4 separate regions of the Homo sapiens genome follow, and all the other regions are linked to region 1. A link is a loop called in an ENCODE intact Hi-C map of the cell type or tissue named here. Cell type or tissue: endothelial cell of umbilical vein. All regions are shown on one strand. Links, peaks and the distances in the headings refer to the core of each region. The heading gives the core; the rest is flanking DNA.

The links. A loop is a pair of places that touch in the nucleus more often than their neighbours do. Peaks named below come from ENCODE experiments on the same cell type or tissue, not always from the same donor. Only the 100,000 strongest peaks of a DNase experiment are listed, where the experiment ranks them.
Region 2: a loop joins it to region 1, with 9 times the contacts of the local background. A loop is called at or near these places in 39 of 110 quality-filtered maps.
Region 3: it touches region 1 in a loop (2.1-fold over the local background); 9 of 110 quality-filtered maps call a loop at or near these places.
Region 4: a loop joins it to region 1, with 2.9 times the contacts of the local background. A loop is called at or near these places in 5 of 110 quality-filtered maps.

Annotation. Positions count from the first base shown.
Region 1 is chr6:47,410,580-47,418,678 of GRCh38, reverse strand. No RefSeq gene overlaps it. Among named protein-coding and RNA genes, the nearest start is that of CD2AP, 63 kb to the left of the region's middle. RefSeq lists enhancers at 3,978-4,027, 4,530-4,589, 4,600-4,649. In endothelial cell of umbilical vein, for the core only: a CTCF peak has its summit at 4,517 (motif pointing left); DNase peaks (open chromatin) are centred at 4,018 and 4,488; H3K4me3 peaks cover 880 bases; H3K27ac peaks cover 916 bases.
Region 2 is chr6:47,729,829-47,737,927 of GRCh38, reverse strand. No RefSeq gene overlaps it. Among named protein-coding and RNA genes, the nearest start is that of ADGRF4, 35 kb to the right of the region's middle. In endothelial cell of umbilical vein, for the core only: no CTCF peak of the experiment used is centred there; a DNase peak (open chromatin) is centred at 3,577.
Region 3 is chr6:47,093,894-47,101,992 of GRCh38, reverse strand. No RefSeq gene overlaps it. Among named protein-coding and RNA genes, the nearest start is that of ADGRF1, 56 kb to the right of the region's middle. RefSeq lists a silencer at 7,206-7,500. In endothelial cell of umbilical vein, for the core only: a CTCF peak has its summit at 4,474 (motif pointing left); a DNase peak (open chromatin) is centred at 4,442.
Region 4 is chr6:47,530,353-47,535,352 of GRCh38, reverse strand. It overlaps CD2AP (CD2 associated protein), which reads right to left. Exons shown (of 18, transcript NM_012120.3): 3 at 1,598-1,751. Among named protein-coding and RNA genes, the nearest start is that of CD2AP-DT, 55 kb to the right of the region's middle. In endothelial cell of umbilical vein, for the core only: no CTCF peak of the experiment used is centred there; no DNase peak of the experiment used is centred there.

The DNA.
Region 1 (8,099 bases), core at 1,827-6,826:
AATATAATTGAGGCTTTATTTAGTTTTAAAATTCATTTATTTACGACATGAAAGAGAATGAAGTTGGACCTTTACCTTAGGCCATATGCAAAAATTATCTCAAAATGAATCAAATACCTAAATTAAGACCTAGAACTATGAAATTCTTAATCTGAAACCAGAAGAAGTTGGGCACAGTGGTGTGTACCTGTAATCCCAGCTATTTGAGAGGCTGAGGCAGGAGGATCACTGGTGCCTAGGAGTTTGAGCCTGGCCAACACAGAGAGACTCCATTTCAATTAAAACAAAACATAAAAACAGAAAACAGAGGAAAAGCCTCATAACATTGGATTTAATAATAATTTCTTGAATGACTTCACAAGCACAGGCAACAAAAGCAAGTAGATAAATTAGACTTCATCAAAATTAAAGCTACTGTGGATCAAAAGGACATTATGAAAGCAGGGAAAAGGTAACCCACAGAACAGGAGAGAGTATTTGTAAACTGTATCTGATAAGAGGTTAGTATCCAGAATTTATAAAGACCTCCTATGATATAACAATAACAAAAACCCAAATAATCCAGTTTTAAAATGGGCAAAAGGTTGGGTGCAGTGGCTCACATCTGTAATCCCAGCACGTTGGGAGGCCAAGGCAGGAGGTTCACTTGAGCCCAGGAGTTTGAGACCAGCCTGGGCAAGATGGCAAGACTCTGTCTTGAAAAAAATAAATAAATAAAATAAAATAAAATAAAAATGGGCAAAAACTTGAATTGACATTTCTACAAAGAAGATATATAAATTGGCCAATAAACAAATTAAATCATCGTTTGTTTGCTCATCATTAATAATTAAGGAAATTCCAATTAAAACCACAATGAGCTACCACTTTATGCCCATTAAGATGACTACAATAAAACAAACAAGCAAATAACAACAACAACAAAACAAACCCCTAAAAGTAGCAAGTCTTGGCAGGGAGAGAGAGAAATTGGAATCCTTGTGCATTGCTCGTGAAAATGTAAAATGGTGTGGTCACTATGGAAAACAGTGTAGTGGTTCCTTAAAAAGTAAAAATAAAATTACCACATAATCCAGCAATTCCATTTCTGAGTATATACCCCCAAAAAATTGATAGCAAAGAGAGACTTGAACAGACACTTGTACACCAATGTTCATAGTAGCATGATTTACAATAGCCAAAAGGTGGAAGCAACCCAAATGTCCATCAATGACTAAATGGGTAAACAAAATGTAGTATATACATACGATGAAATATTATTCAGCTTTAAAAAGGGATGAAATTATAACAGATGCTACATCATGGGTGAACTGTGAAGATATTATGCTATGTGAAATAAGCCAGATAGAAAAGGAAATGTATGATTCCATTTACATGAGGTACTTAGAATAGTCAAATTCATAAGGAAGGAAAGTAGAATGGTGGTCACCAGGGGCTGAGAGAAGGAGAAATGGGGAGTTTCTGCTTGATGGGTGTAGAGTTTCACTTTGGGGTCATGAAAGACTTCTGGGGATGCATGGTGGTGATGATTGCACAACAATGTGAATGTACTTGATGCCACCGAACACTTAAACATGGTCGAAATGCTAAATTTTATGTATATTTTACTGCAATAAAAATGCATTTTTATATATTATTAATTTGGATTTTACTAAAAGCAGACACTGTGAGACAAGAATTTGAGAGTAATTAGTTTATTTGGTATTGAAATAGGTTTTGCAAAGATTACGACAGTGAGAGAAATCTAACATGGCTGACTCCATCTTGCTTTTGGCTTCACAGGCTGGCTGTCTTTGATCATTCTGGGCATAGGACAAGCTAACTATGGGAGGAATTTAGTCTATAGTTTAACTTGAAAGCAAGGATGATAGTAGCCCTTCCCTGGAACTAACCACTCCTTGCTCAAGGGTGGAAAACTAACAAAAGGCCATGAGGCTAAGATTATAGAAGGCCCTGAAGTCTGCTAATATGTAGGCGTAGTTTCCATAATCATTTACTGCTCAGGAGTCATGTAGCCAGAGGTCACAAAATTTGTGACTTTCCCAATTGCTCCCAAAGATAACATGACTATTGTAAAACCTAAGAGTGGTCTTTTGAGATATTTTTCAGGTTTTTGCACTGCAGCAACTGACTGACCCTACCAGACCTGTGACTCATGACTTAACTGGTCCTGTGACCCCCACCTCTCAGAGGCTGACTTAAGGCTTGAGCACCATCTCCCACACCCCAATAATTTCACTTCCAACCAATCAGCTGTATCAATTCCCTAGCCCCCTGCCCACCAAATTATCCATAAAAACCATAGGGTCTGAGTTCTAAGGGAGACTGATTTGAGTGATAGCTCCACTTCTTCTGCCTGGCCAGCTTTTTGTTAATTAAACTCTTTCTTTACTGCAATACCATGGTCCCAGTGAATTGGTTTTGTCTGTGCCGCTGGCAGGAAGAACCTGTTGGGTGATTACAGTATCTCAAGAAATACTGTTAGTGAGTGGGCAAGAGAGGCAAGGAATTGAAGACTAATAAATGGTCTGTGTTATCAAGCCAGTTACTGTAATGGACAATTGGAACTTAATCCAGCTGGCAACTCTGGAGATCCAGAATAACACAAACCTCAGAGCTATTTCCTCAGTGGGGTGAATGAGCTGAAGTCTTGCCTCACCAGTTCCCATCAGTCATTTTTTAAGGAATACTTCCCAGATATCTGTTCATTTCCCTAAGCCTGGTGCAGCAAAGTGCACTCCAGTGGTCAGAGAAAATCTTTGGGCAAAGGGACCCTGATGCTGGCAGGTGGACATCATAAAGGCTGAGACATTGGCAGCATCTACCTTTATTTATTTATTTATTTATTTTTTACAGACAGGATCTTTCTCTGTCACCTCTGCTGGTGTGCAGTGACATGATCACAACTTACTGCAGCCTTGACTTCCTGGATTCAAGCAATCCTCCTGCCTCAGCCTTCCTAGTAGCTGGGACAACAGGCATGTGCCACCATGCCTGGCTAATTTTTTTATTTCATTTTATTTCTTTATTTTTTGTAGAGATGAGATCTTGTTGGGTTGCCCAGGCTTTGATAATATATTTAATTTAGACTTTTTTCTCTCTACTAATTCAAACCAGACCAGCATTAATTAATTTAAATTGGAAAATATTTCTTGATTATGCAGATCTTGAATAGCATACTATAGAACATATGGAATGTGCAGTATATATTAGACATCATGCCATACCCTTCCTGTGACTGCCCGTGTCTCTAGCCTGTAGCATGGTCAGCTTTGGACCAAGTCTTCACTTTGCAATGGACTCTTCATCCCCCACTCTAGTAAGAAAGAGCACACAATGGCCTTTCTTTTTGAGGAAGAAAAACTTGGGTGGAAAATCTGGGTTTTCTTCCAAATGTCATTAAATATCATTTAATTCATTTTGTATCCTCAAACATTCCACATATATCAACAGCTTTTCCTGTAAATATTAAATAAAAGGAGGTAAGAAAAAACAGGAGGCAATGGCAGTGGAGAAATCTCTTGGAGGAAAGCTGAGAGCACAGTCCCCGTGACTGAGAGTTTCAGAGGGTTGGCAGAGCCATGAAGAACAAAGTGAAACTGTGGCTGTCGAGCAGTGAGAATGATCAAGGCTTTTATTTACATTCCAGTGAAATCTAGGGACAACTCTCATTGTGCGACTATTTATGGTGGAATTGTTTGAAACTTTGCAACTTTCTCTTTGGTGTTTTTACCCACTTCCTGTTTCTTGTTGTGATTAACAGTAAAACGAAACCTAATCACACAAAAAGCTTTTAGGAAACCATAAACCGGTAATATGGTTTCAAGGTGATCTTGGGGTCACATAAATTCTTCTGATGCCTCGGGCGCTGGAGAAGATGAAAATCTTTATGGAAACACCACTGAAAATGGAAGCCGATGGTCCCACCTCAATAACAAGGGAATAAGGAGCTTACCACACCTTTTATCCTTGACACCCATTGGGCTACAAGTTTCCAGTCTGGCTTACAGCTGAAGAAATTTCCACCACGTAGACAATGGGAAGACAAGAAAATGGTCTGTTGGCATGCTAAGTTGAAATCAAAACCTTCTCCATGGAAACGTTTTGAAACGTTATGTTTAGATTCTAAGGTGCTGACAGTAAAGTTGCAGTTTAAAGAGGTTTTATGGTCTGAAGACGGTAAATAGTAAATGCCTTACCATTTCTCGCTTTTGAGACCTAATCCATTTTTATGTCAAGAAATTCCGTATATGTAAGATTTAGTGAGTGCAAAGAATGTCAGCAACCATTGTGGAGATTTTGCATTCTGTCTGCCTGCCTGGCTTGTATTCTTAGATGCACGTATACATTTAAACATGTATAAACTTATACATGCCCTTCCTGAGGTAAGAATACTTGACTGAAAACTGTGGTATATAGGAATAAGTTATTCAAACTAATTGTGTACTTAATCCTATACAACCCTTTTCTCTCATCTCAGAAGAGGACTGTCTTGGGTTGGTGTTGCCATCTAGTGGCCAATATGGGAAACTGGCAAATGCATGACTTCTTCCTTTTCCTTCTTTCTTCCTCTCTCATTAGCGTGAAGAACTTGGTATACACCCGACCTTCTTTCAGATACTCATCATGAACAGCTTAGCAAAAGCCTCTAAAGATAATGTCTTTCTTACACAGATGGATAGACACAACACACACACAGACAACACACACACACAGACAACACACACACACAAACTCTCTCTCTCTCTTTCAAGCCCCTTTCACTTACAACCTTCCCTCCCAACTGTTGCTAATTGTATCTGTCTGGGTCTCCCACAAGGCAATTTTGTCATCTGCATTCTCTCTCCTTCTTGTTGTTGTTAATTTGTGAACCCCTTCACTCAAATTAATAAAAGCCGTATTTTTTTTATTTTTTATTTTTTGTGAGGCAGAGTCTCTCTTTGTCACCCAGGCTGGAGTGCAGTGGCACAATCTCAGCTCACAGCAACCTCCACCTCCTGGGTTCAAGTGATTCTCCTGCCTCAGCCTCCTGAGTAGCTGAGATTAGAGGCATGCACCACCATGCCCAGCTAATTTTTGTGTTTTTAGTAGAGACACGGTTTCACCATGTTGGCCAGGCTGGTCTTGAACTCCCGACCTCAGGTGATCTGCCCGCCTTGGCCTCCCAAAGTGCTGGGATTACAGGCATGAGCTACCACATCTGGCCAAAAGCCATATGTTTTCCGAAGTAATTGGACACGCTGAAACTAATGTTGTAAACTTTAAAACTTTTGTGGAGCCCCAGAAGTGTCCTTTTAGAATCTCTAAAAGGTTTACAGGGAGTTCCTTCTTACCTCTCAATTAGATAGAGCTGCTTTTGTCAATTGCCAGTATTTAAGGCAAAATTTTAAAATCACTTAATGTATTTGTACTTGCTTACATTTGCCAAAGTAAAACTGGTAGGGCAAGCCAAAAACTAATAAAAATGATTTTCTGTGGGGATGGGAGAGAACGGGGTCTAGGACAGGAATAGAAGAGAGACTTCTCTGTTTATAGTTTGTTTTTAAAGATAGCTTTTTTGGTGAATAAAATTCACTCGTTTAAAGCTTACAACTCAGTGATTTTTATTTTTATTTATTTATTTTTTAGAGACAGCGTCCCCTCTGTTGCCCAGTGGAGTACAGTGAAGTGATCATAGCTCACTGAAGCCTCAAACTTCTGGGATCAAGTGATCCTCCTGCCACAGCCTCCAGAGTAGCTGGAACTACAGGCATGCACCACCACACCAGGCTAATTTTTATTTTTATTTTTGTAGAGATGAGGGCTCACTATGTTGCCCAGGCTGGTCTTGAATTCCTAGCCTTAAGCCATCCTCTTGCCTTGGCTTCTCAAAGCATTGGGATTACAGGTGTGAGCTACCATGTGTGGCCAATTCAGTGACTTTTTAGCAGACTTATAAAGTTATATGACCATCACTACAATCTAATTTTAGAACATTTTCTTCAGCCCAAAAAGAAACTTTGCCCTCACTTACAGTCACTTCCCATTCCCACCCCATGCCTCAAACTCCTGGGCTCAAGTGATCCTCCCACCTCAGCCTCCTGAGCATCTGGGACCACAAATGTGTGTTACCACACCTGGCTAACTTTTATAAAATAATGTTTTTTGTAGAGATGGAACCTTGCAATATTGCCCAGGCTGGTCTTGAACTCCTGGCCTCAATCAGTTCTCCCACCTCAGCCTCTCAAAGTGCAGGGATTACAGGCATAAGTCACTGTGCCCAGCCAATAATAATGTTTTAATATCGGCCTATTAATTGTAAGAAATATACCATACGAATGCAAGATGTTAATAACAGAGGAAATTAGTAAATGAGATATATAGAAACTCTCTGTCCTATCTTCACAAGTTTTCTATGACTCAAAAAGTATTCTGAAATCAAAAGTTTATTTTAAAAGCCTATCTTTCCTCCATTGAATTGCTTTTTTATTTTTGTCAAAAATCAACCAGGCATATTTATTTAGGTCTTTTTCTGAGTGCCTTTTTCTGGCCCATTGATATATGTGTCTATACCTCTGCCATTACCACACAGGTTTGCTTACCGTTTTTATATAATGTCTTGAAACTGGGTAGACTGATATTTCCCACTTTATTCTCCTTTTTCAAAATTGTTTTAGCTAGTCTAATTTCTTTGCCTTTCCATAAATTTTAAAACAGTTTTGTCTAAATCTATTTAAAAAATCTGGTTAGGCTATTGATAGGATTTGCTATTTGTGTATCAATTTTTCTACCTGTTCAAATGGGGAGAAGCAACATCTCTATTATATTGAGTCTTTTAATACATGAACATGATATGTCTCTCCATTTATTTAGATATTCTTTGATTTCTTTCATTAGCATTTTGTAGTTTTCAGCATACAAGTCCTGTCTTGTCTGTTAGATTTATACTTAAGCATCTTATTTTGGAAGAGCAATTGTCAATGGTACTGTATTTTAAAAATTGGTATCCATGTGTATAATTGATTTTTGTATCTTTATTTTGTATCCTATGATGTTGCTGAACTCATGTATTAGTTTAAGGAGGACTTTTTTGTGTGTGTAGATTCCTTGGGATTTTTCTACGTAGAGCATCATGTCATCTGCAAATATGAGCTGTTTTATTTCTTCCTTTCTAATCTGTATGCCTTTTATTACCTTTTGCTTTGGCTAGAGCTATATCAAATAAGTGAGGTGAGAACAGATATTCTTGCTTTGTTCCCTGTCATAGGCAGAAAGCATTAAGCCATTCATTAAGTATAATGTTAAGTGTAGTTTTTTTTTTTCTTTTTTTTTTTGACATGGAGTTTCACTCTTGTTGCCCAGGTTGGAGTGCAATGGCGAAATCTTGGCTCACTGCAGCCTCCACTTCCCAGATTCAAGCACTTCTCCTGCCTCAGCCTCCTGAGTAGCTGGGATTACAGATGCCTGCCACCACATCTGGGTAATTTTTTTTGTATTTTTAGTAGAAACGGGGTTTCGCCATGTTGGCAAGGCTGGTCTTGAACTCCCAGCCTCAGAAAGTGATCCGCCTGCCTCGGCCTCCCAAAGTGCTGGGATTAGAGGCGTGAACCACCGCACCCAACCAAGTATAGTTTTTGTAGATGCTCTTTATCAAGTTGAAAAGGTTTCCCTCCACTCTTATTTTTCTGAGGGTGTTAAATTATTGTGAAGTGTATTTTTTGAATCAATTGATATGATCATGTTATTTTTCTTGCTTAACCTGTTAATATGATATTATATTAATGGATTTTCCAATGTTGCACCAACCTTACATCCCTGGAATAAACTCCAATAGGTCATGATGTATAATTCTTTTCATGTGTTGCTATGTTCTATTTGCTAATGTTTTCATAAAGAGTTTTGTGTCTGTATTAATAAGGGATATTTGTTTGTAGTGTTCTGTTTAATACTGTTTTTGTCTTATGTTGCTATCAGGTAATACTCATTTCATAAAATAAATTGGGAAGTGTTTCCTCTTTTAGTTCTGAATGAGATTGTATAGAATTCGTGTCAAGTCTTTAAATGTTTGGTAGAATTTTTCAGTGAAAATAGAGTTTTTTTGGGGGGAGATAATTAAGATT
Region 2 (8,099 bases), core at 1,434-6,433, 320 kb before region 1:
TGAAACCTCGTCTCTACTAAAAATATAAAAATTAGCCAGGCGTGGCAGTGTGTGCCTGTAGTCCCAGCTACCCGAGAGGCTAAGGCAGGAGAATTGTTTGAATCCGGGAGGTGGAGGTTGCAGTGAGCTGAGATCATGCCACTGAACTCCAGCCTGGGCGACAGAGCAAGACTCTGTCTGGAAAAAAAAAAAAAAGTAGAAAAGGTACTCAGAAGAGTGAGGTAGAGGAAGATTGACTACAGAAAAGGAGGTCAAAATGACTCAGTGTGAGAAAGACTCAGTGCATCCTTGCTGGCTTTGAAGATGGCAGAGCAGTGCCAAGACATGTGGGCTGCCTCTGGAAGCCGGACAAGGCAAGCAAGTGTATGCTGCCCTAGAAGCTCCAGAAAGGAACACAGCCCTGCTGACATAGCCCTGCTGACACTTGGATTTTAGCCCAGGGAGACCCATTTTAAACTTTTGACCTCCAGAACTGTAATATAATAAATATGTGTTGCTCTAAGCTACTAAATTTGTGACAATTTTTTATAGCGCTATAGGAAACTAATAAGCATGTGTGTTCAGTACAACCTATGCCTCACCCCCACTTTGCCCTGCTCCTAATGGTAACCACATTTACCATTTTCTGCTTTATTCTCCCTGTGGATATATTTTTAATAAACAAGTACATGTGTGTTTACTCTAGCTTTTTTCTTTCTTATGCAAATATTCTATGCTATATACAACAACTCTGCTCCTTGTTTTTTTTTTTTTTTACTTAACAATGCACATTCTTGTTCTTTCTTTGCCCCACAAAGTAGCCCCACCCATGACACAAGTTTTTGCAATCAAAATGTCTCCAGACCCTGCTAAACATCCCTCCCATTGAAAGCCACGTTCGTAGATGGAATAAATACCTCAATCTGGGGAAACATCTTTACAGGCTGCGGGTACAGAAGAATTTCTTTAAACACAACTTCAAAAACACAAACATAAGGCAAAATGTGGATCAATTTGATGACATCACTTAGGCAGTTGTATCGAGAATTAAACTGTAAGAGGGTAAGAGCTGAATCCAAAGGACCAACCAGGCAGTTCTTAAACTAATTTGGGGAATCCAAGGGCACACAGCAGGGAAATGGTGGAACCAGAATTCAAACCTGTAGTGTCTCATGTCATGCACACACTCTACCTCTGCTTAATATCCTTCTAGAGTGTCAACATAAGGAATATTGCAGGCTGGTAAAAGGCCTAAAAGAATTAAGTTGGCTCAAGTATTATCAAGTTTCCTTAAAAATAGGTTATGTGATGAAGTTCAGGTTTTATATTCAGAGGCTTCATAAAGTTATACACTTTCTGAAAAAAATACGATGGGAAGATCTGGGATAATGTGAACACATCTTTATACCAGGAGGAAGTGACTCATGGCTGATGGGAAAATTGAACGTTTTCAATGAATAGCAGAAAATCAGGTTAGAAGACGGAAGGGTAAAGCTATGCTTTAGTAGTTGTGTCATATAAAAATTGCAAAAGAGAGGCAGCTCTGGAGACCGTCTGAAGGAGGCTCACAGATGTTGACCCTGTTCAAATGCCACAGCCTTCAACCTGCCTGTTCAGTGGGCAGGGACGTTCGTGGCGCCTCAGCCAGAGGCCTCTGTGGTCATTAGAAGAGGGGATTCACCATCCTTCATTCTGTCCTGTGCATGCTCCACTACTCTGCATTTTATTTTATTATGGTAATAAACACACATTGTAAAATTTATTGTCTTACCCATGTTTAAGTGTATAGTTCAGTAGTCTTAAGCATATTTACATTATTTTGAAAGAGATCTCCACAACTTTTTCATCTTTTAGTGCTGGAACTATATATCCATTCAACAATTCTCTTTTCCCCCCTTCTCTGGAAACCACCATTCTATGAATCTAACTACTTTCTAGACCTCATATAAGTGATATTATGTAGTATTTGTGTTTTGTGATTGGCTCAATTTACTTGGGATAATTTTCACAAGTTTCATCTATGTTGCAGCATGTGACAGGTTTTCCTTGCTTTTAGGATTAAATAATATTCCATATTTACATATGCATACATATGTATATATAAAATATTCCATACGTGTGTGTTGCTTTCTACCTCTTACCAGTTGTAAACAGAATTGGTATGAGACCCCACTTTCAATTTTTTCAGATATATACCCAGAAGTTGGATGGCTGGATTGTATAGTAGTTCTATGTCCTATTTTTAATTTACTGAAGAATTCCCATACTGTTTTCCACAGCAATTATACCATTTTACAATCCCACCAACAATGCACAAGGGTTCCAACTTCTCTGTATTCTCGCCAACACTTGTTATTTTATGTTTTGTTTTATAGTGGTGTAAAATCAAGGAAAAATGACTGAGGCAAGTCTAGATCAATTTCGAAGTTTATTTTGCCAAGGTTAAGGATGCACAAGGGAAAAAGAGACACTAGCCACAGTTGGATCTGCAGCCCATACATTTGCCAAAGAAAGTTTGGAGACTTCAGTATTTAAAGGGGAAAGAGCAGGCAGTAGAGGAAAGAGGAAAGAAAAAGGAGGACAGTAGATAAAAGTGGTAATCGGTTGCATTCTTTTGAGGCTTTGATCACTGTTCACTGAATTCACATTTTACATGTGAAAAGAGGGGCTGGAGAAACAGTCAACTACACATTTGTGTGGCCTTCTCCTCAGTGAATCTGCATTTCTACATAAGATAAAGTAAACATAGAATAGAAGAAGCAGTCAAGTATGCATTTGTCTCAGGCAAGCAGAAGGATGACTTCCAATCTTATCCTTGTCCCTTACCTATGAATATAAGCTGTTGATTTACATTGTCAGGGTGAAATTCAACAGAATTTCTGTCTTAGAGTAAAAATCTTGGAGCCCACAAGGAATTTCATTGTAAGCAAATTGTGAGGGAGGTCCCCTGGGGAGGTAAGTGGCATTGCATCTTTGCAGCTATCTATTTGGAAACAAAACAAGAGGCAGTTTTGCACCATTCAGTTCCCAAACTTAATTCTTCTCTTTGGCATGGAGAGTTCGGGGGTGTCGAGATTTTATTTTCCTTCCACAGCAGCCATTGTAATGGGTGCGAGATATCTTGCACTTTTGAATGGCCATGGGTGCACAAGCAGGTCCAGATTCTGTATAGGAGAGGATTAGGGGTGCTTTCTGGTTAAAATAATGCTACATTTGCATCATACTTTATATAGCAGCTGAGAAAATGTAATTGTCCTTAACTAATATGGAGAGAATGGAGATTTCGTAGACCTTGTGAGGTAAGGTTTGGGTGGAGTGAAAGCCTATCACTGGCAAATGATGATTCCTAAGCAGGTCTTGTTGGCTTCGTGTTTTCTGTCATGTGTCCTTGCCATAAAATACTTTATTCCTGAATGTTTACAAGTTGAGCTTCTTTCTTCGTTGTATTATCTGGTGACCCAAATAAAAACTTCCACCTTTTATTTTTAATCATTTAACCAAAAACAATAAGCTTAGTGTCATGCTTGGAGCATTTTACTTCTGCTTTGGACAGATGTCATTTCAGCTATCACTCACTCTAAGATTTCAACCACCAGGTGGTGCCTAAGTGTTTATTAAAATCAGTTGTGTCTGCCCTGTTAGCCAAGTTTTAAGTTAATTTGCCTAATAAGTTATTTATGACTATATAGTCACAGCTACTGTATTAGTTTTTATCATTGCTGTGACAAATCACCAAAACTTATTGGCTTAAAATATCACAATGTGTTATCTTACAGTTTTGCAGGTTAGAAATCAAAAGTGGGCCTCACTGGACTAAAACCAAGGTGTCAGCTGGGCTGCATTCCTTCTGGATGCTCCAGGGAAGAATGCTTTTCCTTTCCTTTTCCAGTTTCTAATGGATACATGCATTCCTGGGCTCACAGCCCCTTCCTCCAAACTCAAAGCCAGCAGCAAAGCAGCTTTATATCTCTCTTGCCTCCCTCTTGCACTTATAAGAACACTTGTAATTATATTGGGGCTACCTGGATAACCCAGGATAATCTTACCCACGTTAAAGTCAGCTAATTAGCAAATTCAATTTCATCTGCAACCTTCATTCCCCTTTGCCATGTAACCTAACATAATCTCAGGTTTCAGGGCATGTCTATCTTCAGGGGCCATTACTTTGTCTACTACTGCTACCATAAGTTCTGGAACTTTTAACGTGTCTTGATTTTTTAATACTCTGCCCTGACATGCTAAAGTCAAACAGCATCAACATTTTTTTCTGGAGTATTCAAAGGATGGATGAATGGATGGATGGATAGATGATTTGATATTCAGACAAATGTGAGGTATTAATGTGTTTCACACATACAAATCCTATTTAACTTCATGACCTTCTCCTGCACCCCACTTGAGCTTATAGATATGAAGTGGACATTAATTCCAGCTACCATCATTACCAGGCTCAAACATCCAATTCCTAGCTTTTTAATTTTGAAAATATAAGTTTTTCAAACTTAAAACAAAAAGTTTTAAAATAATACTTGAAGATTTTTTTTTCCAGATTCAAAATGGGTTTTGGCATTCACAAAATAGGTTAGGATTCTCCTGGCTGTGGGGAGAGAAGACATGGAGAAGCAGGAAAATCATTTGCTACTGGCGAAGGTGTCTAAGACAGGTCCTGAGCTCTGGGGTTAGATCCCAGGTTGGCAGAGAGTGTAGGGAGAAAGCAGATGATAAGTTTGGGGAACCAAGAAAGGAGGAAACTTGTCCACACCCCTACCTGGGATTTTGGAATATAGCAGACAGACTCACAAACATTCAACACACTATAGTGGCAGGGGGTGTAGAGGGAAAAAGGCTGTGGGAGCTGTTAGGGGCAGAGAGGGATAAGCAACCTGACTGTGTTTCCCCTGACTTCAGAGAGACGTGAGATACCACCTGTATCCTCTCCACACACCTGAGAAAAGGACATGGAAGTTAGGAGAAAGAGAAGAGGAGAAAGAAGTAAAACAAGCCATTTGTCTAGATATAGTCATAGAAATCTTAGCAGATGCTGGGAAAGAGTGATGACTATCCCCAAAGACCAGATGGTACAGAGCCAGGGCAGATGCCCTCATAGAAACAGCAGCCCAAGATTTGAGACCTCCTTTATGCTGACACACAAAACTATGGAAGCCCCTAGAACTTAAATGGAATCTCAGGAAGAAAAGAGAGGGAGGGAGTAAGGAGGACAAATCCTGAACTGATTGAAATTCGCCTAGAGAAAATGAGTTTATTTTGAATGGGCTCAATTTATACATACATATATAATTTTGCTAAAGGTAAAGCAAGGTTTAAAATTAAGTTGAGATTTTTAAAAATTCTATTTCTTATACACATGAGTACATGGCTTGAGACTATATGTCTACTAAATACAGATAATGTCTACTAAATAGACAGATAAATAGAACTATTAAGCCATACACCTCAATTTTTTGCTCAAAACTATGCAATCATATTAATGTACTAGGTGAAAAATGATATACTTGAGAAAGCTTTGTGCATGTTAGAAAACCTAAATTTTGATTCTCAGTCACTAGCCCCAATTTTCTATCTATAACCTTTACCCTCTTCCTCATAGAAATAAGTGTTGATGTTTATGTGCATTTTTCCATATTTAATGGGCAATAAATACCAGTCACAAAGTCAAGAAGTTATTTGGGTGAGTATATGTCTAATACCATAAATCTAAAAATCTGAATTATACAATGTATATTGTGTAAGAATCTTAATCTTAGGCCTCTCCACAATTGCTCCACTAATAAAATACAATAAAAACTTAAAGGGTGAATATCAGGATTATCATTTGGTGTAGGGTATCAGCATTTGGTACCCAGCCAAAGACAAGCTCAAGTAAAGTATTTACTAAGATTAGTAATAGTATGGCTCTCTGAATTGGGAGCTGGGTGCTACTTTGAGCCTCTCCCACATAGGAATAACTGCTGGCCTCTTCAGCATAGGAATAAAGCAAGGGTTTCATTTATCCAAAGTTAATCATGACTTAATTTCTAGTTCCTACAGTGACACCATAAGCCTCACAGTAGTGTAGGGACACTAGAGAGGTTCTCAAGGCATTATGGAGGTGCTGACTACAAAATAGGAAAATAAGGCTTGGAAAAGCTTTTTAACAAACTCAGTCTCTCTCTCTCTCTCTCTCTCTCTCTCTCTCTCTCTCTCTCTCTCATTTTTAAGGTGTTGTTTGTGCATAAAGAAATAAACACAAGGCAATACTAACAAGACATGACTTCTGTGAGCTACAGTGAAAAGAATGAAACCCTTACTCATAAATTAATCATAGAGGGAAGCTCTCCAAAAACTACACAGATATAACTCTTAGCAACTCTGTTGTCACCCACTCCTAACTCTGGCTGACAGCAGATTGTAGAGTAGTTAAGGGTCATTGTTGAACAAGTCTCAGTTTTAATCTAGTAAAGAAAACAGAAACTTGAGAAATTAGTCAGAGAAAAGTATGTCCTATGACATCCTAATTATTCATTATTTATTCAGATAATTAAATGACGTAAGAATAGTAGGACAAGAAAAATAAAGATGTGAGTATTCAAAAATAGAGGGCTGTCTTTATTCATTTAACACTAGATTGTATACATAGAAAAATCTACAGATAAGAGATTAGAAAATATAAGTAAATTTAGCAAGGCTGCTAGATGTAGGAGCAATACACAAAGAAGGAAATTTTTTTCTACATAACAGAAAAACAATTAAAAACGAATACTTTTAAAATAACAAAAATATCAAAAAACACCAAATACCTAAAAGTGAAAAATATACAAGACACAGAGAAAACTACAAAACATGTGGAGAAATTAAAGAAAACCCATTGACCAAAAGACTAAGATGGAAGGGTAAACTATGTTGATGAATTAAAGACAAAAATCTGCAAAGATATTAACTTCCTACAAATTCAATTTAATTCCAATCAAAATTCAGCAGATTGTTTTTGTGTATATTGACAAACTGTATTTAGACTCATCATTGCATAAGGTTAGGCTTAGGACAGCAAAGTTTTAAACCTAACTCTGCCTCTTTAGGCTCAGGACAGCAAAGTTTTAAACCTAACTCTGCCTCTTTCTATGTGACCCAGACCAACCGACTTCACCTATCTGAGTCTCACTTTCCACTTCTATTAAAGTGGAGATAATAATGTCTCCCTCACAGGACTCCTGTGCAGATAAAATTGGCAAGTTAAATAATGTTTTTCAGTTATCTACTCCTCATATTTCCTATTTGTCTCTCTCCTTCTGTAAACTATAAGCTCTTTGAAGACAGGGACTGGGTTTTGTTCACAATTAAAAGTCCAGCGAAGATGCTCAATAAATTTTGCATCAATAAATGTGTTTTGAAATATACAATAAGAAACAGATGGCATTTCAAGCAAATATTGTGCAAGAAGGAGCTCCTGTAGGAGATAAGAAGGGTTTCCTAGTAAGTGGGCAAGTATGTGATTAAGGTATCTGGGAGCAGACTCCTACTCAAGTCAGGGAGGGATCTGGGAATCAGTCCCTGGGGAAAAGGAAAGACTGGAGCAAAGTGAAGGCCCAGATTTATATGGACTTAAAATCAGAAAGGAGGATCAATACATGGCACAGAGTCGCTATTAGGGCTGGTACAATATGGAAAGTTGGCTCCAGGAGAATGGTGGAAGCCCTGTTACAACTGGGGCACATGATCAAAAAATAAGCAAGGAGTTTCATTAGATATTGAATCACTCAGCTCATAATGAAAAAGACTTCTTATACTTCCTTCTGAAGGTCAAAATCAGTCCTAAAGCCTAAGGCGAGGTTGATCCTGAAGTTTAAGTGAAGTGAACTTCACTAGGGAAAAACATTTCTTCAGAGATTGGGGTCTAAGCAGAATCATTACATATTGGAGACCCTTATATACACATTGATTAAAACATAAAAAAAAATGAAATAATTGTTTTCTTTAACCCTATTGGGGGGACTTTTTATGTGCAGGTCTTCTCCACTTAGCTCCCTTTGGTGACAGGGCTGGACAGCAGCAGCAGGGGATGGAAGAAAGAAGCAGCTCTTCCTTGAAATCTTCTGAGACCTCAACAGAGGAAGCTTATGGGA
Region 3 (8,099 bases), core at 1,510-6,509, 320 kb after region 1:
GAGGCTGAGGCAGGAGAATGGCGTGAACCCGGGAAGCGGAGCTTGCAGTGAGCCGAGATTGCGCCACTGCAGTCCGCAGTCCGGCCTGGGCGACAGAGAGAGACTCCGTCTCAAAAAAAAAAAAAAAAAAAAAGAAAAGATGTTGATGAAGGGTAGGATCAGTATGACCTATGTAAGAGTCAGAGAAGTTTGTTTCTACCCTAGAATGCTTTCCAACCAAATTTATTCAAGTAAATTGAGTCTTAGCAGGAAAAGGGGTCAATTAGCTAGATATTTTACTGCTGTTGGTTGTCAGAAAAATGTAAGCCAAGAAATGATTTTGTTAACAACTCATTTAAAAGATGAGGAAAGTGGAAAACAAAGAGAAGGGACAAGTTCCTGCAGGCAATTAGAGATAGTTGGGGATAGGAGGGGATCGGAAGGATCTGCCTGACTATGGGTTTTATTTTCCAGGAGAACACTCAATTTGAAAACGTGCAGCAACCTCTGGGTTACTAGTGGCACCATAAGTACTCAAAATGTTTATAATAGTACAGACCAGGGGAAAGATACAATTGGGGTTTCGGCTAGAAAGTTTGACTGACAGCTACAATAGCTCCCTGGCTTTTAGCATGAGCCACCCTTTCTACTGCCATGTACACCAGGCTTTGAAGGACAGATGGGGGAAAATTCCAGGAAAGCTACTAGTTTGAAATTATGCCCATTATCAGCTTCAGTGATGAATTCAACTTTCTCTATTGTTTGGATCTCAATCAAATATTGAGCTTAGGTTATACCCTCCTTGAAGTCATAAATTTGAACTAATCCAAACCTTAAAGTCCTGTAAATGTTCTTAATAAATTATTCATCCAGCTTTCACTTAACAAATATTCTCTGAGTAGCAACTATGTGCCAGGCAGTGTTGTAGGCCTGAAAAAAGCAACTCAAAATGCCTACTCTTCTGGAGGTGACCTTCACAAGGACATCTATAGTGTTTGTATATGCTGTATTTTTTTGTCTGTAACCATAATGAGATCATGAAATGTGAAATGTGAACCAAGAACAAAAGGCACTGATGGAGAAGGAGGACCCACTAGGGGCCTCAGCAGGGAATGCTTCCCAGATCTGGCCGTGCATGAGAAATAGCAGGGGAGGCATAAGAAGTAGATTTTGGGGCCTCACCCAAGACCCATGAAATCAGTACTCTAGCCGTGAGATCCAGAAATCTGCATTTTTCAAAAGCTCCCTAAGTGGTCGTGATGTGGCCATTTCAGAACTGGTTCCCAGATCTGTGTTTAGAAATCACTGAGCTAAATGTTCTCTTGATGCCTGTGTCAGTCAGGGTTCCAGCAGGACAAAAAAGGTACTTCCTGTTGGATAATTTGAGGAGAGTTCGCAAAGGGATGATTTACAAATGGGTGGTTGGACTGTTGAGAAACCTCATAGAAGGGTGCAGAACCCTGAGGCTGGTAACCCACCGCAACAATTAGCATCCCTAAATGTGAAGACAGGAGGCAAATGGGGTTCCCAGAACCAGGAGACAGACGACTGAGGGTAGAAGGCCTCTTGACAGGACCTCTGCTCTTCAGTTGAGAGACACAGCCAGCTGATTTAAGCCAAATCCAACCAGAATCCAGAAGGCAAGAATGCCTATTCTTGGAGACCACATAGGCCAGCCTACCAGGCACAGAGAACAAAGGAAGATGGAGGGTGAATCTGGAGGAGCAAATGAAGACATTCAGCCCAAGGTCCTTTTCTGCCATGGGAACATATGAAAATAAAATGGGACTGGAAATAGGTCTAAATATGTATTACTAATATTTCATAACAAAATTGTTTTCCTGAACTGTGTAACTCTTTTTTTTTTTTTTTTTGAGATGGAATTTCTCTCTTGTTGTCCAGGCTGGAGTGCAATGGTGTGATCTCAGCTCACCGCAACCTCTGCCTCCTGGGTTCAAGCGATTCTCCTGCCTCAGCCTCCCAAGTAGCTGAGATTACAGGCATGCACCACCACGCTTGGCTAATTTTGTATTTTTAGTAGAGACGGGATTTCTCCACGTTGGTCAGGCTGGTCTCGAACTCCTGACCTCAGGTGATCCGCCCACCTCAGCCTCCCAAAGTGCTGGGATTACAGGCATGAGCCACTGTGCGCAGCTGCTCTGAGCTAAGGCTCCTTATTGTCTCTACTTGGTACCCCCAGGGACAACAAAATGCCAGGTTTTGTTTTTGCTTTTGTTTTTTGATAGTAGTTAATATTTCTTGAGTACTCATTATATTCCATACATTGTGATAATTTTATTTGAATTTGTAGAACAACATTTCAAAGTAGGTGTTATTATTTTAAAGAAAAGCAAATTAATGTAAAGAAAGATTGAGAAATTTACCTTGGGTCACACAGCATGTAAGCAATAAAGCCATGATTTGAAGCTAGATCTGTCTTCTCTCAATGCCTATGCTATTAGCCTTTTTGCTCTCTTGTTAAGCCTACCAAGGAAAACGTAAATTCCACTCACTCTTGGAAACTTGGGAGCCTATGTTCCAGGCAATTTTGTCAAGAACAAAAAAACACAATTTCTTGTACTCTTGTAGTTTCGTATTCATTCATGACTTACCAATGTATTTGTTAAATATTACATATCTTCCCATTCATACTCAGAAAGCAACGTGGGCCTTGTAGATCGAGTGTTTATGATTTTAGACATTCTTGATTCAGGCCTTAGCACTAGGATGGTACATTTTCTCTGTGCTCTGCTGGTGCTTCTATGCCCAGAACAGAGCTAGGATGACCAACTGTTCTATTTGTTCTGGACTGAGCAATTTCCCAGGACATGAACATTTCAGTGCTAGAACTGGGACAGTTCCAGGCAAACTGGGATGATTGATAAATGCCAGGTTTTAAAAATACCTCCGATTTAGTACGGCAGCCTCAGAAATTCTAAAGCCACATTGAAAAAAAGATTAAACTATTTTTTCTTCACATTATTCTATGATTCAGGTTCTGGTTACATCTATCCCTGTGTTATCCTAAGCTTAATTTCTAGCCCTTGCTTACTACAAATAAGTTGCGGCACAGAAGTTGCATGATAAGACAGGCAGGGAATTGCAACACCACAAGTCATCTTGGCATCCAAATACGGCAAGTGATGAAGGATGTAAGCCGTCTTCAACATAGCCCAGATCCCCATCTCTTACAATTTTAGTCCTAGACATCTGACACTTGGCTCAAAATGCACCGTGCTTATTTCACTATGTTGTAATTGCTTGTTTATTCCTTGTCTCCCTTGTTAGACAGAAAGATAATTGAGGGCAAGGATCTAGCAATCTCAAGATTTAGAACTGGACCTGCTCCATGAGATTAGCTCAGTGACTCATTGGGGAGCATCTCGGGATACGAAGAGGGCACATTTACTTGAGATTTGTTTCTGAACTTTCTTGATTCATTATGAAGCTTGGCTCTTTGTATCATCCTTGAAATACATTAGGCACTTGAAGTAGGCATGGGGTTGGGGGATCTCACATTATAGGAGAGTTTCCTGCTAAGTTTAGTTTCCACACTCATCCCCCATAGACTGATCTGGCCTGGAGACTCTACCCACTCCCCGCAATTCTGTAGGAATCAGAGTTACAAGAGTGAAGAGAGCCCTAGGGCTTCTTGGTTAGCTAACTTTCTGACTCTGAAGTGGCCTTTACTCTTCCTTGTTGTTTGAGGGAATGCCAGACAAATGAAAAAAATTTATTTTTTAGGGGGGCAAATATTGAATTCAAGAAAGTGGTGAAACTTCTTTAGAAAGTTTCGCCTAGAAATCATGCCATCCTGTATAGTATCATTAAAGATAGAGAGAAGGATGGCAAAAAAAAGAACTAGCTTTACAAAGCACTTATTTTGTGCTAGGTACAATGCTACCTTTTTACATACCCAAATGAAATGATGACATGCCACAATATTACAAGATTAATTATAATTTCCATTTACAGGTAAGCTTGCAGTGTGGTTGTATAACTTGCCCAAGGTCATAAGAAACAGAGGTGGGATGTCAAATCAGGTTTTTAGTCTGTAAACTCATGTCCGTGTTTGGTAACATGTAGCATCACCTCCCGATGACCTTGAAAATCTCTGGACTGGCTCCTGGGTCCCAGATTTCTCTCAGCTTTCTGATGTTACTCAGATACTGAACGTAACCAGGAAATATTGGGTTAGTTTCCAGAGAAAGTCTATTAGAGGCATAGTGCTAATGATAGGATGGTGGGGAAAACATCTCTAAAGGGAAGGAATGAACAGCATGAGCCATGGTTTGGGAGCTTCCTTATAATATATGGGGGAAAAGACTCCATTTATAAATGCTCATAAGGTCTCTGGTTAAATTCCATCATATAAATTATTCGCAGAGAACTGCTCAGGATTTCCCCTCCCTGCAGGGTGAACAGCTGGCCTTCTGCAATGCCAGGCCTAGGTCTTCCGGTTCTTTGAGGATCAGTGCCCTCTGCAGGTTGAAGTCAGAGAAGCCAAAAGCATGAGAATAAAAGGACAAAGAGTTTTCTGCTCCTGTTCCTTCTCATGTAAGTGCTTGCCTCAAAGTACATTAAAGACAAAGTCTAGGGGACTTTGGAGGAAATATTTTTCCTTATGTGACCTTGAGTGTGAAATGTCATGGAACCACTGGGCAAGTGATGAAGAAACCAGTTGGTTCCTCGAATTCATCCTCATGATGCTGATTTGTTCCCCGCCGTCCTTCCTGCATGTTCCATCCTGTTTAACTGTCTCAGTCCAACGGGGCCTCAGCAACAACCCTTCAACAGTGGGGAGAATTTCCCAATGGAAAGGCAGTACAAATACACACTGGAGGACTCAAATTGACTGTCTGTGTTTTCTTTATTAAGATAAAAGTTACAGGAGAGCTTAGAGAGCAGATGCAGAATGGCTCTGTGGCTCTGTTTCTGCCCTGCAGCCCCAAGTCAGTGGCGGCAGGGGCTGGGAGAAAATGGCCTAACATTTTTTTACCACCTACTTTGTGCTGGGTTCAACTTTAACTTCACTAATTTCCTTAAGAAGGGGAATTCTATCCTCTGGTCCTCTTTGAGCCTTTGGTTGGGTTTATTTCTAAACAACCAACCTGTCATTTCTTCTTTTATTTTTGAAAAGGAGCCTCGCTCTGTCACCCAGCCTGAAATGCAGTGGCATGATCACGGCTCACTGCAACCTCCGCCTCCTAGGTCAAGAGATTCTCCTGCCTCAGCCTCCCGAGTAGCTTCTATAGGACATTCCATATTAAGAGCTGAGGTCAGAGTCAGCAGCAAGGAAATGAAGTGGCAGCACAATCCACCAGGGTGTGCCTGGGGGATCTTGTGCCTGTGGTCAGGGCGGACAGAAGCAGGAGGATTCCCAGACTCTAAGCCTTCTTCTTTTTCTTCCAAGCAAAAGTAATTTAGGAAGCTCAGAAAAACCATCAAGTCTAGGAACACTTTGCTGCTAATCTGGCTTGAATTCATCATCTGTTTGGAAAACTGGGCTTTGATTTTGTTCCTAAGTCTCAGTCACCGTGCTGTAGCCACAATGTTGATGACTAGATCTTTGCCCTCTTCCTGTGCCTGAGGCCTGGATGTGGTAACTGAAACAGATGTTGGTGCACCCCCCGGTATCCCCTCAAGTCTTACCGTTTCTGAGCTTGTTGGTTTAGTTTGCAACTGTCAGCGTCTGTGTCCATTTGTTTTCTGGCTTTTTGTGGAGAGAGAAACCCTTTGTGGCCATGCACATAGCAAGCCAGAAATGCCAGGGAGCTAATGTACATCCTTCCAGCAGCCTTCAACCCTTCTCAGATACTAAGCATGGCTAAACATAAAGCTGGTGTATCATCTATAGAATTTAAGAACAATGTGAAACTCAGTACATCTGTAAGATCATGCTCAGAGGCAGTGCTTGGCAGGCTTGTTCCTTAGAATGATCCCAAGTTTCTTAAAGACAAAAATTAGGACTTGATGAGTACCCCAAAATTCAATGTCAATTATAGGAAAAGATTTTCTAAGAATTACTGGTGTGGTATTGGGCAAAATTGTGCAGCATTCATCGGAATCTGTTACTCAGACTGAAGAGATTCAAACTCATTGGGTTCAGGAGACTGTAGTCTCTTCCATTCAATCTTGGCACCTTAGAATAAGTTTTGTATTAATTATCTCTTGCTGTATAACAAATGATGCTCAACATAGTGGCTTAACACAAGAATTATTTATTATCTCTCACAATACTAGTTCAGGGATGCAGGAGTGACTTCTCTGGCTGGGAACTGAAGGTCTTCCTTTGGGTTGTGGTTAGATGCTGGCCAGAGCTCCAGAAACAGGAAGGCTTGATTAAGAATGAAGATCCACTTCCAAAGCTGCTTCCTTACATGCCTGGCCATAGGTGAGAAGTCCCAGGGAGCCTCTCTGTGGAGCTGCTGGAGTGTCCTCATGGTAGGGTGGCCCATTTCCCCAAGACTGAGCAACTCAAGAGGCCAAGATAGAAGCCGCAATGCCTTCTTTTTTTTTTTTTTTTTCTGAGATGAAGTCTTGATCTGTCACCCAGGCTGGAGTGCAGTGCCATGATTCAGCTCCCTGCAACCTCTGCCTCCAGGATTCAAGGGATTCCCTTACCTCAGCCTCCCGAGTAGCTGGGATTACAGGCATGTGCCACCATGCCCAGCTAATTTTTGTATTTTTAGTAGAGATGGCATTTTGCCATGTTGGCCAGGCTAGTCTCAAACTCCTGACCTCAAGTGGTCCATCCACCTCTGCCATCCAAAGTGCTGGGATTATGGGCATGAGCCACCATGCCTGGCCTGCAATGCCTTTTCTGACCTAGCCTCAGAAATCACCCACTGCCATTTCTGCTGTATTCTATTGGTCACATGAATCAGTCCTGCTTCAAGGTAAGAGGGGACTACAGAGGGCATGGATACTCAGAAGTGAGGCTAACTAAGGGCCATCTTGAAGGCTGGGTGCCATAAGTTTCTAGGAAAGAGTCCATTCCATAAACAGTTTTAGGTGAGAAGCATGTGAAACAGCAACAGATTCAAAGGATATTGGAAAGTGCCTGTTGACCAGACAAGCAGAAACATTTAAAATGTTTTTTTAAATTTTGTAATTTCCCACAATGCTGTTTACACAACGGGCAATGATCTGTAGCTTGAGGTGGCAACTCCTTAGAAACCTGTAGATTGAGTTGCACTTGAACTAAACAGAGAGTTTTGCTTCAGATGAGGGAGAGTCAGCTCTCAGTGACTGGCTTTCTTCCAAAACCCTGAAAATCCATTCCATTAATTCTGGAACCTTGAACCCAAGAGTCAGACTAGTGCATGGTCTGAGTTTTGCTACCTGCAGGCACTTTCTGGACCAGGATGTGGCTGCACAGTGGAGCCCTTTGTTGTGCTCTGGGCAGAGGAATTCCACTGGCCTGACTGCTTCAGGGCTCATTTCCTGAACAGGACGGTTCTACCACCTGGTGGACCGGTCTCTCCAAAACAAACAGGCTCCTCATCATGCCTCCAAGCCTGAGCCCTGTGCTGATCCCCAAATGCTGGGGAACAGAGATGACCCATGGACTCCTTATCAAGTGCCTTCAAACACCACTTGCTCATAAGAAGTTTTTACATTCATTAAGTTCATGCTACCAAAGGTCAAGTTCCCACTGCAGAAATGAAAAAAAGAAAAATGAGGAAGACAAAAAAAACCCAGAAAGCTGAGAAAGCAGCACTGAAAGAAACCAGAGAAAATGAAAAGCCAGCAATTGGTATGCTGAGCTTTGTTACTTAGTCATGAACATAGCCTGAAAATGCCACTCTCATCTTGTGGGAAGTTGTCCTTTCAGCCATTCCAAAAAAATAATAATAATAATAACAATACTATGGTACATTTACTTCATGATGTAATACATTAAAATACATTACCCTTTAGCTTTCTCAAAATAACTTGCTGAGGTCAATATTATTTGCCTCTGGCCACTCTAAAATGGCAAACCCTCCTTTTTTCCTAATCCCAGTTTATTTTTTTTCATACAGCTTCTCAGTATTATTTGCCTCTGGCCACTCTAAAATGGCAAACCCTCCTTTTTTCCTTATCCCAGTTTTTTTTTTTTCATACAGCTTCTCACT
Region 4 (5,000 bases), core at 1-5,000, 120 kb before region 1:
TGTAGAATATTTTGTACTACAGGGATTTATACACCATAATTTCAAAGACATTAAAGTAAATGTGATTAAATATTCATTAACTATTAACCCATTTATGCCAGAGGTTGCAGTTTTTTGAATTTTTGCAATCAGACCTTGGCAATGACCTTGAACAGCAGGATAGTAATAACTCCTACATTCTTAGCATTCCAATAATGGGACACTAGGCATAGATGGGTTAAATCAAATTGACCATAGTAATAAGTATGCAATCTCTAGGCTAGCATGGTGGCTCACGTCTGTAATTCCAGCACTTTGGGAAGCCAATGGGGGCAAATCACTTGAGCCCGGGAGTTCAAGAACAGCTCAGGCAACATGGCAAAACCCCATCTCTTCAAAGAAAAATACAAAAATTAGCAGACGTGGTGGCACACACCTGTAGTCACAGCTACTCAGTAGCCTGAAATGGGAAAACTGCTTGAGCCTGGGAGGTCAAGGCCGCAGTGAGCTGTGACTGCACCACTGCAGCCAGGACAACAGAGTGAGAGTCTATCTCAAAAAAAAAAAAAAGTATTCAATCTCTGAAGGGTCTTCTGGTTTTACTGTGTTAAAACATTTGCTATGTGCTCCCATAACACCGTAATTCTTTGTACACGTTTAATATTTTACACTTTTTAAATAACAGTTTCTTTTGTTTTTTGGAGCAGAGACTGGAGTGCAATGGCAGATCTCGGCTCACCTCCCGAGTTCAAGTGATTCTCCTGCCTCAGTCTCCCAAGTAGCTGGAATTACAGGCAAGTTCCTCCACGCCCGGCTAATTTGTATATTTAGTAGAGATGGGGTTTTACTATGTTGGTCAGGCTGGTCTCGAACTCCTGACCTCAGGTGATCCACCTACCTAGGCCTCCCAAAGTGCTGGGATTACAGGAGTGAGCCACTGCACTTGGCCTTAAATAACAATTTCTTTTCCAAGAATGTAAGCTCTTTGAGAACAGCAATATTACCTGGTGTTTTTTGTTTTGTTTTGCTTTTTTTCTTAACCACTTTCTCACTAGCAGCAAATAAAACTCAACAGTTTAAATGATCTTTCTGAGGTCATAAGACAGACTCAAACCCTTATCTGATTTCAAATGTAATGCTCTCCTTCTTTGCCAAGTTGTTCCCCTAACATATTTACACAGTACCAAATCCTTACAAGGTAATTTGCAAGGCCAACCACCTTGGAAATGTTTATGTTCAGATGTTTAACAACTGAAGAAAAAGCACTATCAAAATTCTTGTATCTATGCTAAGAATCAGCAGATATTTCAGAATCCCACTAAATAAATGGTATTAAAATATAGTTAAGGTAAAATGGTAATCATTCAGCAGAGTCTGAAAGATAAATAAGAAAACAGAGCCTCATGCTTTAATTTATAATGATATTGATTTGTTATTGATTGCACATGACTAAAAATTAAGATTGACTACACAGGGCAATAACTAGTAACATGAGACTTTGCAGGAAGTTACTGTAGTTGTCTACAAAAGACTGAACTAATTTTTCTTAATTTAGACACAGTTATAAAATATCCTTCTATTTTGATGTAATTATGCAGGAAAGGAATTATTTACATACTCTTCTTAATGTTTTTGGTTTGTGGATGTGGCTGAATTCCTCCAGCTGGAAGTCCATAGGTGCTTATTCGTTGTACAAGACTTGCTACATTCCCATGCCTTTCCCGTTTGATGGGCAAACTGTCATCCTTGAATTCCGTCTCTCTTTTAATTTCCTACAAAAGGGAAAATAAATAAAGAGGCAAGTTAAGTTATATTTTTTATATTAAATCCTCAAATGTAAAATACCAAAAAATAGCTACAGTAATTACTATATAAATCATAATATCAATAGTTTCCAACCTTTGCTCTGCTCAAACATATCTGAAGAATAAAACACATTTTGGTAACAGTGACTCATGAGTTTAAGTTTTATCAGAACTGGAGATGAAGATAAAGGAAAGAGAGGCTCAAACCCCACCCCGACCACTCACCCCAACTACAAAGAAACACTGAGATACAAAGACAAACAATAATTCAAAGTCAGGGGTAAACAAACTTTCTATAAAGTGCCAGATAGTAAATATTTTACAATTTGCAGACCATACACTTTCTGTTGCAACCATCAACACTCCTATGTGTGGTATAAATGCAGTCAGATATTTAAATGAATGAATATAACTATGTTCCAATAAAACTTTATTTATAGACACTAAAATTCTAATTTCAAATAATTTTATATGTCATATTATCCTTTTGATTTTTTCCAACCATTTATAAAATTCTCAGCATTCTTAGCTCATGGGTCTTACAAAAACAGGTGGTATTCAGACTTGTCCTGTGGGCTGGTAGTTTGATAGCCCCTGATCTAAGTCATGGCTATAAAATAAGACATGTGAACCATCATGGAAAAGTATAAAATTTTACTGGAAGACATGAAGACAAAAACAAAGTTATGCCATATTTAGTAACTGAAAACTCAGTATCATAAAAATATATCAGTTCTCCCTTAAAATTGATGTAATATATCAATGCAATTCAAATACACAAAAAATTTGGAGTAGCAATTTAATAAGCTGTTTCTAAATTTATACAGAACAAAAGGCTAAGAACAGTGAAAATACTTCAAGGAAAAGAAAGCGGAGGGAGTTTTTGTTAACGAAAATACAAAGGAAAACTATAACGATAGAATTAGACAATGTGCTACTGGCATAAAGACAGTACTGATAAATGAAACAAAATAGGAAATCCATAAACAGACAAACTTCATTTAAAACAGAAAAAAATGAGGAAAGATGGAATCTTAAAATACATTGTGCAAGAAAAACGTTCCATATTTAATAGGGAATGAAACTGGATACCTATCTCACACATTTCATATTAAAATTAACAATTTTAACTTGATATGGCAAGTATTGTGTGTGTGTGTGTGTGTGTGTGTGTGTGTGTGTGTGTGTGTGTATACATATATATATATACTTTTTTTTTTTTTCTTCAGACAAGGTCTCCCTCTGTTACCCAGGTTGGAGTGCAGTGGCATGATCATGGCTCACTGCAGCCTCCACCTTCTGGGCTCGAGCAATCCTTCCACCCTGCCTCCCGAAGTACTGGGATTATGGTAGTGAGCCTCGGTGGCCAACCAAGTATACTTTTCTTAACCTTTACAATAGAATATTTCTATTTCAAGTTTATAAATTCTTATGATTATAAAAGTATTACAGATTGTTTTAAAAGTATCTTGTGAAAAGGATTCTTTTTTTTTTTGAGAAGGAGTCTCACTCTGTTGCCCAGGCTGGAGTGCACTGAGCGCGATCTCTGGTCACTGCAACCTCCGCCTCCTGGGTTCAAGCAATTCTCCTGCCTCAGCCTCCTGAGCAGCTGGGACTACAGGCATGCACCACCACACCTGGCTAATTTTTGTATTTTTAGTAGAGACGGAGTTTCACCATGTTGGCCAGGCTGGTCACAAACCCCTGACCTCAGGTGATCTGCCTGCCTCGACCTCCCAAAGTGCTGGGATTACAAGCGTGAGCCACCACGCCCGGCCGAAAAGGATTCTTATAAAACATACTTCAAATACTTGAGAACTGATAATGTGCTAGTTTTTTAATACAGTGCAAAATAACTATTATGTACTATAATTATTACTAGCTATAGTTTTTTAAAAATCAATGTGGAACAGGAAAAGAAGAGTACTGGTAACCTATCATTTCCAAAATTTGAGAGTTGTGCTGTTGCAGGAAACTGAGGACCAGAGAGACCAATATGGAGAACAGGAGGATTGTTTATTTAAGGTATGCACTGGCTCAGTGGATTCATATCCAAAAAGCTGAGCCAGTACATACCTTAAATAAACAATCCTCCTGTTTCCCCTCATATCGTCTCTCCAGTCCTCGGTTTCCCGCAACAGTGCAGTGCCCAAAAGGTGTACACATTTCATTAGTAATAATTCTGATTAAGAATAAATGTTTTTTCTTTCAGTTTCTGTGTATTATTTTTTAAATGGTTAAATTGTTAAAATATAAACATTTATTAAGTTACTCGAATCCAACAGTAAGAACAACTCTTAGGTCTTTCTTTTGGTGTAGGAGCATCATGAAATAAGGACTGAGACAATAATGGTGTTGTGTAAACCAAGAAAGTTTCGGAATCTCTGGCATAGCAATTGAAAATGAGAATTCTTAAAGAAATTTTTTACTCTTAAAAGCTGATTATCTTAGTATGATATCAAAAAACACATTTTTTTTTTGGGTAGAGATAGCATCTTGCTATGTTGTCCAGGCTGGTCTTCAACTCCTGGGCTCAAGTGATCCTCCCTTCTTGGCCTCCCAGGGTGCTGGTACTAGTTTTGCCCAGCCAAAACCCATAAATTTTAAAATAACGTTCAGTTATATGTTAAAAAGGTAAAAAAGCTATTACCTTGTAAATAAGTTCTGGCAATATATGTCCACAAGTGTCAACCTAAATAAGACACTGAATGAATACTATTCCTTAATGAAAATCCTGGTTCAACAGACACTAAAGTAAATTTATATTTGTACTACTTGACATAGTATCACCTTTCTGCTCTTTAGCATTTTCATAAACACTTATTGAGCACCTGCTAGTACCAGGCAGCAGCTAGGCATACAAATGTTAACAAGAGAGACTGTCTTTTGTTCTCACAGTACTGTACATTTTACAAAAGAATACAGAAAATAACCAGGCAGTTAAAATTCAGTGTAATAAATATCCAAAAACTCAAAACAATCCAAACATCCATCAAGTAAATGAATAAACAATGGAACACTACTCAGCAATAAAAATGAAGAAGTTATTGATACACAAAAAAATCTATCAATTTCTAATTCTGATTGAAAGAAGCCAGACACAAAATATATATGGTACATTAAAAATCTTAGAAAATACAAACTAATGTATAGATTAAAAAGCAGATAAATGGTTTTGTCGGGGTAGGATCACAGAAAGAGAGATGGACAGTAAAG